2 separate regions of the Mus musculus genome follow, and region 1 is linked to region 2. Evidence: chromatin loops called from intact Hi-C (ENCODE). Cell type or tissue: heart. All regions are shown on one strand.

Region 1 (8,000 bases), 94 kb after region 2:
GATTAAAGGCGTGCGCCACCACTGTCCGGCCTTTTACTTCTGTTTTTTTGTCTGTCCATTTGTCTGTCTGTCTGTGTGTGGTGAAGCCAGGGCCTTTTGCTTAGTGTAGTCCACCTCTGAGCTTCACCCCAGCACTTCCTGTTTTACTTCTGAGTGAGACTATCTGGAATGCTGGGGTGCTGTGTCGGGGGTGGAGGAGTGGGATGGGGGGTGCTCGTTGGCTTTGATCCAAAGAGAAGACGCCTCCCTGCAGTTTCCTTCCCTGCCACTAGGGGGATCGGTATGGGGGTTGCAGGGCAGGGGTGCCCAGTGTTCTTAAACCCGGCCTTCCATTCATTTTCCTAAGTTGGGAAGTCTTTTCAAGTCAGAGTCTCCCAACTTACCAAGCCATCCTTTCCTGTTCTGCACCCTTTGCCCAACATCCTACTGTCCCTAAGGCCCGAGGCCACCATTACAGCAGTCTGGTGAGAGTGTGTCTCTCTTACCTCTATGAACAAGAGCCAGTTTTAATAGCTGTTCCTGGCCCGTCAGGTGACAGCATTTTAAACATGTGGGCAGACATTTAAGCCATTCCTAGTTTCTTTGTGCGGCGGTGTTATCTACCCACTCCGGACTCTGCCCCCTTCACTGTAACAGGCCAGTCTCCCTGGCCTCAGTTTTCCCATCTCTAAAGGGAGAGGTTGGAACCAAGAGACCTACATGACTGAGGAGTCCCCGTGTCTATAGAGTGGCATCTCTGGGTTCATGGCAGACAGGGCTGGATGTGTCAGGAAGTGGTTTCTGTGCTGGTGGGATGTGCGGTGGGACTAGGGGAGGTAGGCAGGGCAGGGCTAGGTGACAGGCTTGTGACTCAGCTTCCTTTTTTCTCCACAGGGTCCTGAAGACACTATAAGCCCCCCAAACCTGATAGCTTGGTCAGACCAGCCACCCAGTCCCTACACCCCGCTTCTTGAGGACTCTCTCAGCGGACAGCCCACCAGTGCCATGGCCTGAGCCCCCAGATGTCACACCTGTCCGCACGCACGGCACATGGATGCCCACGCATGTGCAAAAACAACTCAGGGACCAGGGACAGACCTGCTGCCAAGTGAGCCTGATGGGCCACAGGTGTGCTCTTCTAAATGGCCTGTGAGCCAGGCTGTGGGAACTCTAGCTGCTGTCAGCCCCTCCTGTAGGAGCTGGCCCTGCCCAGGCTCCTGACTTCCCTCAGGAAGTCTTTCTGTCTTTCTCCATCAGTCTGAAAGCCTTAGTTCCCACAGAGGACGGATCTGTCACTCCTAGGGGCTGGGCATATGTCGGCCTCTTGTGCCAAGGCCAGGCAAGCAGCTCCAGGTCCTGACCAGTTTGCACACACACTCTGGAGCTGTATCTGGCGCTTTTTCTATCGTCTCTGCTATGTCACTGAATTAACCACTGTACGTGGCAGAGGTGGCAGGCCCCTCAGGGTCCTTATTTTTCAGGCATGGGGTCAAAGCTAGAGGTATGGGCCGTCTACACCCCCCCGCCCCCCGGCATCTAGTGTACCTCACCAGAGGGTATTCGGAGGCCCAGCATCCTGCAACCGACCCCTTTTTTCTACTGGAAGAGAAATTTTATCATCTTTTGAAAGGAAGTCATGACTGAAGCAATAAACCTTTTCACTGATTCAACAACACTGGCTTCTGTGACTGTTTTCTGGGCAGGGCTGGGTCTCCAGAATCCAGGCCACATCAGTAGGTGTTCCCATGACTGCCAGCGAGTCTCCTGGTGTGAGGCCAGCACCGGCCACTAGCCATGTTTCCACCTCAAGGCTAATGTGGTATGTGGCTTGGATGCACCAGGACAGGCTAGCTCTGTCCTTTCTCTGTCCCGTGGAACCTTCTGGGCCTTCCAGCAGTCTGTGTCCAAGATCAGAACATCCTTGTGACCCCAAGTGACAAGCCTGCAGCGTCTGGGGGAGGGCTGGAAGGGAGGGTCTAACTTTTGTCCCAAGTTCAAGCAGGGGTTCTACCTGGCATCTCTGAGAGTAAAACCATGTTTTGCCCTTAAGGGACCCACTAGGAACTGGGCAATAGATTTTCACTGTGAACATTAAAAACTACATAGCCGGGCTGGAGAGGTGGCTCAGTGGTTAAGAGCACCGACTGCTCTTCCAAAGGTCCTGAGTTCAATTCCCAGCAACCACGCGATGACTAACAACCATCTAATGGGATCTGATGCCCTCTTCTGGTGTGTTTCTGAAGACAGCTACAGTGTACTCATATAAAATGAATAAATAATTAAAAAAAAAACTACATAGACACTCACTCGGTGGTTGTAATGGTCTTCACCCTTCCCTTTCTTAGAAAAGAATTTGAATTATTGTGTGTGGGTCCATGCCATGGCATAAGTCAGAGGGTGAGCTCTAAGAGTTGGTTCTTTTCTCACCATGTGGGTCCCGGGCATCGAACTCAGGTCCCCAAGTTTGGCAGCAAGCTCCTCTAGCTGCGGAGCCATCTCGCTGGCCTTGCACTTCCTTAATGAGCACTGTTCTCTACCTGCCCTGGAAGCATTGAAAGTTTCCTACCTCATACTATAAACTGCATTATAATCGTGAGACATAAACTTCTATATAAGGCAAACATTTTTAGTCTTGTAAGACGGGGTCTAGCTTTGTAGGCCAAGCTGGGCTGGACCTCATCATCCGCTTGCCTTCTGCTCCTAATGCTGGGGTGACAGGCACACCCTCACCATAGCCAGATTTCTTTTTTTCCAAGACAGGATTTCTCTGTGTATCCTTAGCTGTCTTGGAACTCACTCTGTAGGCCAGGCTGGCCTTGAACTCACAAACCCACCTGCCTCTGCCTCCGCCTCCGCCTCCGCCTCCAAGTGCTGGGATTAAAGGTGTGCACCACTAGGCTCAGATTGTATTATTTCTAGGACTGAGAATAACCAGCCTTTCTGGGCTACCCAGGTTGGTTGTAAACTTCTGGGCTCAAGGAATCCTCTGGTCTTAGCCTTCTGCGTGGCTGGGACCAGAGACCTCTGTACCTGGGTTCCTGTGACTTTCCTGAGCTAGTGTCTGCGCCTGCTTCTACTGCACACAGACAGAGGACAGGGCGACTCAGAGGCAGACATTCCTGCTCCAGAGTCTGGAGGCCCAAGAGGGTTGGGGCAGGCTGGCTGGGGCTCTGGGGACGATCCTCCCCTGCCCTGCAGGTGCCTGTGCCCTACTTGGCTTTTATGGGTGTGTGGAAACTCAACCCTGGCCCGGGGCCTCCCCCCACCTTAATCATTTCTTAGTGTTTCCCCGCAAACAGAGCCCCATGGGATCAGATCAGGTCTTCTTTCACTGGGTCTGAGACTAAACACACTCAGCCAGTAACAGTGACGTCCCATTCCACTCTCGTCACTAAGTCCTGTGCAACTTCATCAGCCCGTCATGTTTTGCTGACAGCAGACACTGTCTCAGCTGACCTTTTCTACCACACGTATTTTTTTAAAAGATAAATATTTATTTATTATTATATGTAAGTACACTGTTGCTGTCTTCAGACACACCAGAAGAGGGCGTCAGATCTCATTACAGATGGTTGTGAGCCACCATGAGGTTGCTGGGATTTGAACTCAGGACCTTCAGAAGAGCAGTCAGTGCTCTTACCCACTGAGCCATCTCTCCAGTCCCTGCCACACATAGTTTACGTAGTTTCCTTGCACTCAGAGTTGGCAAATGCATGCGCTTCTGTGAGTTTGAATGCATGGTCCTATCTGAGCACCCGCTGCTCCAAGTGTGTACACAGAACAGGGACTGGAGCTGGGGTCAATGGCAGGCTAGTCACCTAATGTGCAAGGAGCTTTGGGTTGGAGCCCCAGCATCAAATGAACTGGGGGCAAAAGTGTGAGGGAGAGGCAGGAAGATCAGAAGTTCAAGGTCATCTTGCTCTACACAGTGAGTTCAAAACCAGCCTGGGGCTACATAAGACCTGGATGAAGAAGGAGAAGGAGGAGGAGGAGGAGGGGGAGGAGGAGGCTGATTTGGTAGCAAAAACCTTTAATCCCACCACTCAGAAGGCAGAGGATCTATGAGTTTGAAGCTAACCTGGTTTATACAGTAAGGTACAGCCAGCTAGGACTATGTAGTGGGATTCTGTGGAAGGAAGAGGGAGAGGGGGAGGGGGAGGGGAGGGGTGGGGAGGAGGGGGAGGGGGAGGAGGAGGAGGGGGAGGAGGAGGAGGAGGAGGAGGAGGAGGAGGAGGCAGAGGCAGCAGCCCGGTGGTGGTCATACTCTTTTAATCCCAGTCTTGGGAGGCAGAGGCAGGTGGATCTCTTGAGTTCAAGGCCAGCCTGACCTACAGAGTTCCAGGATGGCCCAGGTTACACAGAGAAGCCCTGTCTCAGAAACAAAACAACAGGGGCTGGCAAGATGGCTCAGCGGTTAAGAGCTGAGGTCCTGAGTTCAAAGCAAGCAGAGGTCCTAAATTGAATTCCCAGCAACCACATGATGGCTCACCTGAACAGCTACAGTGTACTCATATACATTAAATAAATTAATTTAATCAAATAAACAAAACAACAAGAAGAAGCTAAACTTGGGGTTCAGATTCCACTTCCCCAGCGCTACCTCCCCCCTTTATCTACACACTGACCTTCCTCTCAGTGTGTAACATTTGGCAGCCGGCAAGCTTTGTCTGTTCCAGATATTCTCAGAAAGAACCAGGCAGTGGGGAGCCTGTCCAGTTGGCTGCAGGGGCTCCTCCCTGCTGAGTAGCGTGCAGGGATCGGATGGCTGCCACTGGTTGTCAGTCATCTGGGATATTTTTACCCTGTGGGCTGACACGCCCACTGATCTCTCTCCACATTTATAGTAACCCGCTTGCAAAAGCTGGTTGCTCAATCTGCAGCCTTCTGGGAACCAATGTGGAAAGGTTCCCCGACCGGTGTGTGTATGTTTGTGTGTGTGTGTGTGTGTGTGTGTAAGAGAGGTCTGTGCTGTGCGGAGGCCCCAAAGCCCCAAAAGTCTAGACCTAGGAAACAGCTGCTTACAGCACCCCCTGCTGGATCTTGGGGAAGGATCCTTTTTGGTTTGGTTTGGCCTGCCTCAGTGTGTGTGTGTGTGTGTGTGTGTGTGTGTGTGTGTCCAGAGATCCTCTTCTTCACCCTCCCTCTCCTCTCCAGGCTGGGATTACAAACACAAATGATCATGATGCCTGGCTTTCTTATGATATTAGGACTTGAACTCAGGTCTTTCTGCCCATTTTCCCGTTATTTACTGAGCTATCTCTTCAGCCCCTCCTTTTTGTTTTTGTTGTTGTTGTTTGTTTTGTTTTGTTTTTTGAGGCAGGATTCCTCTGTGTAACCTGGCCGTCTTGGAACTCATACTGTAGACCAGGCTGGCCTTGAAGTCAGAGATCTGCCTCCTGAGGAATTAAAGGCATTGCCCACATCTGACTTCAAGAATTAAATTATCAAAGAGGAAGCCATGTGTCTGTGAGATTCTGGACTTGTCTGGCCAGTGATATTCTATGAAACCCATGTGACACATGGCCCTTAGTCCTGCAGGCCCTTCAGTGTCCCATCACTCCTAGTTCTTGGAGGATGCTCTCTGTACCCTGTCACCACCTCCTATGCTGCCAGTGGAGGGTGTGTCACCTCTGATCATCTCCAGCCTCAACTAGGCCTCACTTTCATCAGCCCCTCTACCATAGCTCTATCCTAGCCTCCTCTGGGAAGCCCCCCTATGATGGTAAATTATAACTGTCAACTTGACACAGCATGGAATCACTCAAGAAGAAAGGCTGAGGGAGAGAATCCCTCAGAGAGAGATTGTGCATGGGGGCCCATGTGTGGGTATTTGCCTTGATCATTAATTGAAGTGGGAAGACTCACTCTCAGTGTGGGGCAGCACCATTCCCTAGGCCCCGTCCTGACCTGTGTAAGAGTGAAGAAAGCTAGTTAAGCATGAGCCAGCAGGCAGCATGAGTGTGTCCATTTCCTCTCTGCTCCTGACTGTGGATGCGATGTGACTCACTACCGGAGTTCCTGTCAGGAATGGTGACCTCAAACTGTAAGTGAAATGTCCCTTGTTTCTCTGTGGTGCTGTCACCACCGCAATAGAAATGACACTAGGACACCCCCCCCCATAACTGCTCCCTCAAGCTTCCCTCCTCAACACCCCTGGAGTGCTTTTGTACCCCAGTCAATGCCAGGTCGCTTTGGAATAGTTGAGATCCTAACTCTGGTTGTTGGAGCATGTACACACACACACACACACACACACACACACACACACACACACACACACACACACCAGGCCTGGCATTGTGATGGACACTCTGGTCTGTGACCCAGAAGCATGTCCAACTTCACAGGAAATATCTGCCCAACGCCTGCTGCATGCTTGGCACCAGGGTCCTGGGGTGGGGTGCAGGTGGAGGCGCCCAACCGACGCCCTTCCTCCCAGATGGCTTTGCTATCCTGCTGCTTCTTGCAAGGGGCATGGCCGAATCACAGACCTTAGCAACCCCCACCCATTTAAGACAATACACCTGAGAGAGGCAGAGACAGGGGCTTCAGGAATTCAAGGAATAAATGAGCTAGATAGCAAGGTAGAGGCCAGCCTGGGCTACATGAGACTCTTGTCAGACAAACCAAAATGAAGCCGGAGGATTATAAGTTTTGGAACAGCCTGGGCTGAAGGTGAAGCCCTAACTCAGGAAAAAAAAAAAAAAAAAAAAAAAAAAAAGCAATGAGCAAAAGCCAGAGTCTCTGCAGGGGGCGGAGCAGCCAAGGAGGTGGGGGGAACCTCTGTATTCATGTTCACTCCACTGTCCTGCTTTGATCTGTCCCTGGGACATTTGGACTGTCTGACAGGCCGTTCCTGGCTCTCACATGCAGCCTGGGCCTTCTGTTCTTCCCGTAACTACCCAGGAGTCTTTCTGAGATATCATCGACCACAGCTTGTCCTTTAAGCACGCCCTTTAAGCTTTTCCCAACTCTGAAGACAACGCCCTCAATCCTCATCCTGTGCCTAGAGGACCGACTTCTGGGTAATTCCAGTATTGACCACTAGAGGGCGGTTTGCACACGTCGGATGCCCAGTGGCGCCTTTAAGGGCTGGCCAGTGTCCCGTTATTCTTGGGATGTGTCAAATCCGACTTTAACTGTTCACGGGCTGGTTTGGGAATGGCTAACCTTGAGCAATTTTATTTTGTGAGTGTTCCAGAGAGCCTCTCCCACACCAGAAAAATGTCTTTCTTAATCTTTAGCATTTGAAAAGGTCTTAACACTAAGTGGCTTGCTAAGGAGCCCTAAGCTAAAACCCAGGTCTCATGATTAAGATTCTGAACCATGAACAACAGCCATCTGTGCTGCTAACCTCTGTCCCACTTGCTGGGCTGCCTTGGAGCAATTCCCTACATCTCTGAGCTTGCCTTGCCATTGGCAGCTCATGGAAGGGAGCGAATATTAGATTACTGCCATGCAAAACCTCTGGCAGCCTCTATGACGCTAGAACAGGAGATGCATGGCGGTGCAGAACTCAACAGGGTGAGGCAGGACAACCATGACATTGAGGCCAACCTGTATTACATAGCAATTACTTATTTACAAAATAAATAAGAAATAAAAGTGGGTGTGTGCGCAATCTCTCCGGAGATGGGACTACAATAAAAACGCTTGGATGCCCAGCTCCCAGAAAGCAACTATTAGGCACCTGCTATATGCGGAGCACTTTCCACCCTGAGAAGGTGCTTAGGTTCTCTCATTCAGCAAGTGTCCGGGTGGCCACCATGTGCCTAATGCCCTTCTGTGTGTTGGGATCGTGTTGGGCTGGGTTCCCTAGAAGGAGAATGGGAGGCAGAGGCTGGTGGCTAAGGGATGTCCCCGGGTAGAGAGAATAAGCCTAGTAGTCAAGGGCAGCTGTGCAGTAAAGGCTGTCTATGGGACAGAAGTATAACAACCAGGAGCGGGGAGCAGCTTGAAGCAGCTGCAGGTACAGAGAACGGCCACCAGGGGTCGCTGTGGTTCCAGTCACTAGAGCAGAG
Region 2 (8,000 bases):
CTTCCAAAAAAAAACCACCACTCCTTCCCCTGACTTCCATTCTTGGCTGCTCTGAGTCAATGCGAGTGAACTGGTGTCTGTTGGGGTCACAGCCTCTTGACATAGGTGTTGGGACCAGCTGTCAGGATCCTAACAGAGTTACATCTCTCAGGCTTGGAGTGTCTGGGATCCTCCACCCTTTAACCTTGTTTCTCCCTGGACGTCTCCGGCTGGGTGGCAGGGAAAGTTCTTTAGCCTCAGCTCTCTGCTCTTTCTTCCTTGTCCCCACCACCTCTGGTGTCTGTCATCTCTGCCCTCACTGCTTTCTGAACTCTTGCACGGTCTCATCTTGACTTTCTGCAGCCCCCCCCCTTACTATTATTTTATATGTATGAGGACACTGTCACTGTCTTCAAACACACCAGAAGGGGGCGTCGGATTCAAGGGTTGTGAGCCACCATGTAGTTGCTGGGAATTGAACTCAGGACCTCTGGAAGAGCAGTCAGTGCTCTTAACCGCTGAATTATCTCTCCATTTCTCTCCCCCTTTTTAAACATCTCTTCCTGTTACCAACTCAGCACATTTTGTTAGTGATGGAGACTTAAAGCAAAACAAATCAGAACAAAAACCCAAAAAACCAAAAAAACAAAATCAGGGCCAAGACAGCAGAGAGTGACTTTTTAAAAATTAATTAGTTAATCTGTTAATTTATATGAAAGTACACTGTAGCTATCTTCAGACACTCCAGAAGAGGGCGCCAGATCCCATTACAGATGGTCATGAGCCACCATGTGGTTGCTGGGAATTGAACACTGGACCTTTAGAAGAGCAGTCAGTGCTCTTAACCGCTGAGCCATCTCTCCAGCCTGAGAGTGGCTTTTTATTGGTGCTGAAGTTGAACCACCAGCGGGGAAGCACAGCAACATCTCCAGGCAGGATCATAAAGTGGGCTAAATGGCCACTTTACTTAGCCAGAAAGGAGGCTGCTTAAAGGTGATCCGAAGCATCTGCTAAGCCATGGAGGAAGGGAAGGAGGGAGGGGAGAAGTAGACCCTCTTTGGCTTGGGTGTAAACTTTACCAAGGTTGCCGTTGGCTGCGAGATCTAGGGTGAGCCTTCTTAACCAATGGCAAGTGGGGGAGGGCATTCAGAAGCCAGAGTTAATGCTTCAGTGGCAAGCAGCCCTGGTTACTGTACAGTTCCTCTATGCTGTCTGCATGCGGCATGTCCAGATAAGCCAGGCTGTCCTGATGGTTTGCCTAGCTGGATTCTTGCTGGAGAGTCTTCCATGCAAGACAGCCAGGCACCAGGTAGAGGGTCTGACAGCATGCCTGTCAAGCATGCCTGACCACCAACATCTTAGCATATTTATTGGAAAAATAAACACTGAAACTAGTACCTATGGGCTTATAAGATGTCTCAATGGGCAAGGATGCTAGCTGCCTAGTTTCCTAGTCTGATGACTTGAGTCTTCTCATCTCTGGGGACGCCACACGTGGAAGGAGAGAACCGATTTCTGCAAGTTGCCCCCAACTTCCGTGTGTGTACAGAAACAGGCACATAAATGCTAAGTAAATAAATAAATAAATAATAAAATGAAATGAGCGGTGTTCTTATAATAAAGTCCCACTGTTAACCTTATTTAATTCACCCACATTTGTTTGGTATAACAGAGAGAGTTGAGCTTTTCAGTTGTCTTGAGTTGCTAATCACACGTATCTGATAACACGTGGCATGTACACCACATTCAAATGCAGACAGGCGTGGTAGCAGATTGTCGTAGTTAGGGTTTCCATTGCTGTGAACAGACACCATGACCAAGGCAACTCCTATAAAGGACAACAATTGGGGCTCACTTACAGGTTCAGAGGGTCAGTCCATGAAGGCAGGAAGCATGTCAGTGTCCAGGCAGGCATGAGAAGGAGCTGGGTGTTGTACATCTTGTTGTTCTGGGGACAAACAAGAGAAGACAGACTTTCAGGCAGCTAGGAGGAGGGTCTCAAAGCCCACCCCCACAGTGACACGCTTCCTCCAACAAGGCCATACCTCCCAATAGTGCCACTCTCTGGGCCATGCATATTCAAATCACTTCAGTGGTACAGGCCTACCCTCTCAGCACTGAGGAGGCTGAGACAGAGGGCTTCCATGAGTTCAAAACCAGCCTGGATTTCGGAGGGAAGTGGAGAATTGAAGCCTAGTAAGTTAACTGCGCAAAATTAAAAGTAGTTCCGGTTGGGGATGAGCCACGGTGCGGTGTCCTGAAACCTACTCACTAAGCCCCCCAGCAGGGTTCCAGGACATGGTCCAACCAAGGGAAGCAGTACATTTTCCTCCCCACACCTCCTCCTAAGTCTTCAGGGACCCAGTGTTTTATTCTTTTTTTTTTTTTTTTTTTTTTTTTTTAAAGATTTATTTATTTATTATATGTAAGTACACTGTAGCTGTCTTCAGACACACCAGAAGAGGGAGTCAGATCTCGTTACGGATGGCTGTGAGCCACCATGTGGTTGCTGGGATTTGAACTCTGGACCTTCGGAAGAGCAGTCGGGTGCTCTTACCCACTGAGCCATCTCACCAGCCCCCAGTGTTTTATTCTTTATTTCCATCTTTCCAGGTCTTGCTTGGAATGGGGAACGTGATCAGAGTTAACACCAAACATGTTTTACAAGCCACCTGCAGATGAATGCTGGAGCATCCCGACGGAGCATTTTGGAAGAGGCCTGAAAGATGAAGAGATGTGGTACCCACTTCACACCTTAGTTCTTTCTGGTCTCACCCTCTGTCCCTGGAGCTCTGGCACCAAGATGCTGACACTTTGTCTTTTGTGCCTCCTGGTCATGAGTCCCCATCTGCACAGCACAGGAAGCTTTGGGGGAGCTTCTACATTGCATGTTCACTGTCTAGCCAGTGACTTCTGGGCTAGAGCTGGATGCCCTGAGTCAGGAAGAAATGAGGCTGACCTGAGGACTGGGGAGGAAGCACATCTAGAATGTTGTATCCCCTTTGTTTAAATCATACCAATAGTTCTTTAAAAACATAAATATGCATAAATATGCCTGTGACAATGTAGTAATGGGACCTAACAGGAGAAGGGTCCCAGGGCAGCCCTTGCATTTGGAGGACAGTGGCTTCTGGTTTTTCTCCTGCAGGAGCAGGGACACTTCCAAATCCCTAGCCATGCCCCCTGCCACTCTCCCTCAATCACGTGTGTGTGTGTGTGTGTGTGTGTGTGTGTGTGTGTGAAGCAGGTTCTCACTACTTGAGACCACCTTGGCTGGGCAGGCTTGGAATTCTCTCTGTAGACCAGACTGGCCTTGAACTCATAGAGATCAGCCTGCTTCTGCCTTCTGCGTGCTGGGGTTAAAGGTGTGTGCCACCATGCCCTGCCCCCATCTGATTTAAGAAAAATAATTGCTGGTGGATGAGAGGCAAGAAGGTTCAGAGGCTAGAGGTGCTTGCCCACAAACCCGACAACCTGAATTACACCCTAGATGCCACAAGGTGGCAGAAGAGAACCGAATTCTAAGAGCTGAGTCTGATTTATATACGTGAGCTGTGACATGCACCTTGTGTGTGTGTGTGTGTGTGTGTGTGTGTGTGTGTGTACAGACAGAGAGAGAGAGAGAAAGAGAGAGACAGAGATATGCCTATGCCTTTAGATCCAGCACTCAGGAAGCAGAGGCAAGCAGATCTGTGAGTTTGAGGCCAACCTGGTCTACAGAGTAAGTTCCAGGACACTAGAGCTACACAGAGAAACCCTGTCTCAAAAAACAAAACAAAAAAACCCAAAAAACAGAAATAATTAAATAGGGTAGTTTGAGGGCTGTTGTGTCTCGGCAACAGATCTCTTGCTGAACATGTGTGAGGCTCTCTAGAACTGAAAAAAAAAAAAAAAAGCTACATATGGTTTCAAAATGCTTTTCAGTATTACACATAGCCTTGTCTTGTTTTTATTCCCAGCCACAAATATTGCATCACGTGGCTCAACACTGTTCAGCCTGGCAGCCATTAACCACATAAGGCCATTCAGATTAAACTACCCCAGACAAGGCAGTGCCCACCTGGGGACACAGGAAGATCGTGGGTTCGAGGACACTGTGGACTGTCCAGCAAGAACCCTGCTTCAAGAAGCAAACGTACCAAATAGCAAATCAGAGAGATGCCAGCCTGGCATGATGGTGGTGCGCTTCTCTAATCTAAGCACTGGAAGTGCAGGTGGACCTCCGTGAGTTCAAGGCCTGCTTGGTTGACAGGGTGAGTTCCATGTCACCTGTGGCTACATAGTGAAACCCTGTCTCAACAAATAAATGCAATCAAAGCAAAACAAGGGACCCAGGTACCTGAGAGCCCGAGGCAGGGGAGATCATTAGGACCCAGGGGTTTGAAGCTGTGGGGATCAAACAAAGACTCTCTCCCATCCTGAGCCAACCACCCAGCTTTCTTCCCTTTTCTTCTTGACTTCCTTCATTCCACGCCCCCCCCCCGCCCCCGCCCCGCTCTCCCTCTGTCTGTCTGTCTCTCTTAGAGACAGGGTCACCCATTTAGCTGTAGGTAGCCTGTTCTTGAACTCATGGTACTCCTCCTGCCTCAGTTTCTCAAATGCTGGGGTTAGAGGTGTAAGACACCATGCATTTTTTTTTAAACATTCTTTTTTTTTAAAAAAAAAAGATTTATTTATTTATTATATGTAAGTACACTGTAGCTGTCCTCAGATACTCCAGAAGAGGGCGTCAGATCTCATTACAGGTGGTTGTGAGCCACCATGTGGTTTCTGGGATTTGAACTCAGAGCCTTCGGAAGAGCAGTCAGTGCTCTTAACCACTGAGCCATCTCGCCAACCCGACACCATGCATTTTTAAAAGTTTTATATATGGCTCACTAAGTTGTCTAGGTTAGCTGGGATGATGGCCGTGGGCCACTAGGTTCTGTTCCTCTCTCTCTCTCTCTCTCTCTCTCTCTCTCTCTCTCTCTCTCTCTCTCTCTATTTCTCTCTCTCCCTTATTTATTTATTAAGCTTAGTAAGTGAAGATGCTATGCCCCTGTGTGGCCATGGCAACACTAGTCTCAGGCTTCCATACCTCATGAAGATGGAAAATATAAGCCAGGAGCAAGTTTGATTTTTAAAACATACTTGAAATTAAAATAATTTTATTTTATGTGTATGGGTGTTTTGTCTACATCTATTGCTATATCCTGTGTGTGTGCCTGGTGCTCATGGAGGCCAGAAGAGGGTATCAGATCCCCTGGAACTGAAGTTACAGCTGGTTGTGAACTTCCATGTAGGTGCTGGGAACTGAACTCAGATCCTTTGCAAGAGCAGCCAGTGCTCTTAACCTCCGAGCCATCTCCCTAGCCTCCCCAACCCCACCAATTTAAGAGATCTGAGGGACGATGAGATGGCTCAGTCTCGAAGGGCACTGACTGCTCTTCCAAAGGACCCAGGTTCAATTCCCAGCACCCACATGGCAGCTCACAACTGCCTGTAACTCCAAGACATCCATCACACAGACATCCAAGCAGGCGAAATACCAATACACATGAAATAAAAATAAAAATTACTTTTAAAAAGAAGGGAGGGGGGCTGGAGAGATGGCTCAATGGTTGAGAGCACCGACTGCTCTTCTAGAGGACCTGAGTTCAATTCTCAGCATCCACATGGTGGATCACAACCATCTGTAATGAGACCTGATGCCCTCTTCTGGTGTGTCTGAAGACAGCTACAGTGTACTTACATATAATAATAAATAAATCTAAAAAAAAATAAGTGCTTGTGTCTTATTTATTTATTTATTTTTTTTTAAAGATTTATTTATTATTATATGTAAGTACACTGTAGCTGTCTTCAGACACACCAGAAGAGGGAGTCAGATCTTGTTACGGATGGTTGTGAGCCACCATGTGGTTGCTGGGATTTGAACTCTGGACCTTCGGAAGAGCAGTCGGGTGCTCTTACCCACTGAGCCATCTCACCAGCCCCTTATTTTTATTTATCTATTTAATTTTATGTGTATGGGTTTTGCCTTCATGTACGTCTGAGCACCGTGTGCATGCTTGGTGCCCAGAGAGGCCAAAAAGGACATCAGATCCCCTGGAATTGGAGTTGCTGACTACTGGGAGCCACTCTGTGGGTTTGGGGAGGAAAACCTGGGGCCTCCGGAAGAGCATCCAGTGCTCTTAACCACTGAGCCATCTTGCTTGTGATTGTTTTCAATGGATGAAAATCTAGGCACACACACTTTTCTGTCAGATATCTGGGTGGCTTCTAATAATGATTTTACTACTATAATATAAAGCAAAAAAAAAAAAAGGGAGGGGGGCTGGTGAGATGGCTCAGTGGGTAAGAGCACCCGACTGTTCTTCCAAAGGTTCGAAGTTCAAATCCCAGCAACCACATGGTGGCTCACAACCACCCGTAATGTTATCTGACTCCCTCTTCTGAAGTGTCTGAAGACAGCTACAGTGTACTTACATGTAATAAACAAACAAACAAACAAACAAATAAATAAATGTTTAAAAAAACCCTTTTATTTTTATTTTGTGCTGTTTTGGGGATTAAGGCCAGAACTCTCCATGGAATAGGGATGCAGAGGCAGGTGGCTTTTTGTGAGCTCAAGGCTAATTCCACTTCAGTCAAGGCTATCTAATGAGACCCAGTTGAAAGAAGAAAAGAGGAGGAGGAAGAAGAAGAAGAAGAAGAAGAAGAAGAAGAAGAAGAAGAAGAAGAAGAAGAAGAAGAAGAGGAGGAGGAGGAGGAGGAGGAGGAGGAGGAGGAGGAGGAGGAGGAGGAAGAAAAGGAGGAAGAGAAGCAGGAAGAATAGGATGAAGAAGAGGAAGAAAAAGGAGGAGAAAGAAAAGAAGGAGAGGAAGAATAAAAGGAGGATGAAGAGGGGGATGAAGAGGAGGGGGAGGAGGAAGAGGAGGAGGGGGAAAGAGGAGAAGGAAGAGAGAAGGAGGAAGAAGAGGAGGAAGAGGAGGAGGAGGAAGAGGAACAAAACAAAACTTACTCCTATGCCTAGTCATACCTAGATGACTTCTGCCATCTCTCACATAGTCACTGGTCCCCACACCCAGACTACACAGGAGCCTAGAGACTTTGATCCTTGCTTATCTGCTTGTAAAGTAATGGTGTTCCTGATAGTTTTACCTCCAAAGTCACTTTGTGTGTCCTTGAATAAAACAAGAACCTTGCTAATTATCAGTCTTGGCAGAGTCACTCCCAAAGTGGAAATCGTGTCTGGAAGCTGGTCTCGGCAGGGGGACTTTGCTCCTAGGGAGGGTGCCTCACCTTGACACATTGTGTCCTGAAGCACCAGATCGAACTGTGCAGAGGAAACAGGACCTCAAGGGACTGTCTAAGCCTCAAGCCATCTTTTTTTTTAAAGGGTATGATATTTTGTTTAGGAGATCTTGTGATAAAGCCCTGAGCATCTTATTGGTTTGAAGAGACCAGCGAAGGGCTGCCCTTTCTTACCTGCCCTTGTGTGAAGTGGCTGACAGTCCCAGCTCAATTAATCTAGCTGGAGTATGTGACAAAAAAGTCACTACAGTGTCTGTGTCTTCAGCAGCATCATAGTCACAGCCCAGAGTAAAGAAATGTCCTGCCCATCACAGGATGAACAAATAAAAACGTGGTGCCCAGCCACCTGTCCTGTGGAGCCTTGTCAGTGTGACATTGTCGAAGGTCATCTGAAAGGAGAATCTCAATTGAAGAATTTCCTAGATCAAATTTGCCTGTGGACACGTTTGTGGGGGCATTGTTTTGGTTGTTAACAGATGCAGGAGGGCCTAGCCCACTGTAGGCGGTACCATTCCCTAGGCAGGCTGTATATGAGAGCTAGCTGAACAGGAACCTGTGAGTGAGCCAGCAAGCAGCATCCTCTACAGTCCCTGCCCTGCTTTTCCTCAGTGATGGACTGTGACTAGCAAGTATGAGTTGAAATAAATCTTTCTCACCTCTAAGTTGCTTTTGGTCAATGTTTTATCACAGCAAGAGAAGGGAAGATAGGACAGTCCCCACCCCCT

The links. Peaks named below come from ENCODE experiments on the same cell type or tissue, not always from the same donor. Only the 100,000 strongest peaks of a DNase experiment are listed, where the experiment ranks them.
Region 1: it touches region 2 in a loop (7-fold over the local background); 28 of 42 quality-filtered maps call a loop at or near these places.

The regions. Positions count from the first base shown.
Region 1 is chr5:125,270,739-125,278,738 of GRCm38, reverse strand. It overlaps Scarb1 (scavenger receptor class B, member 1), which reads left to right. Exons shown (of 13, transcript NM_016741.2): 13 at 874-1,652. Among named protein-coding and RNA genes, the nearest start is that of Gm32585, 22 kb to the right of the region's middle. In heart, CTCF peaks have their summits at 303 (motif pointing right), 4,994 (motif pointing left), 7,018 (motif pointing right), 7,947 (motif pointing right) and 1 weaker place; DNase peaks (open chromatin) are centred at 4,738, 6,088, 7,018, 7,808 and 1 weaker place; H3K4me3 peaks cover 1,003 bases; H3K27ac peaks cover 2,519 bases.
Region 2 is chr5:125,364,289-125,372,288 of GRCm38, reverse strand. It overlaps Gm40323 (a long non-coding RNA gene), which reads right to left. Exons shown (of 4, transcript XR_868514.1): 3 at 1,839-1,927; 4 at 861-1,545. Among named protein-coding and RNA genes, the nearest start is that of Gm40324, 6.5 kb to the left of the region's middle. In heart, CTCF peaks have their summits at 717 (motif pointing right) and 3,465 (motif pointing right); no DNase peak of the experiment used is centred here.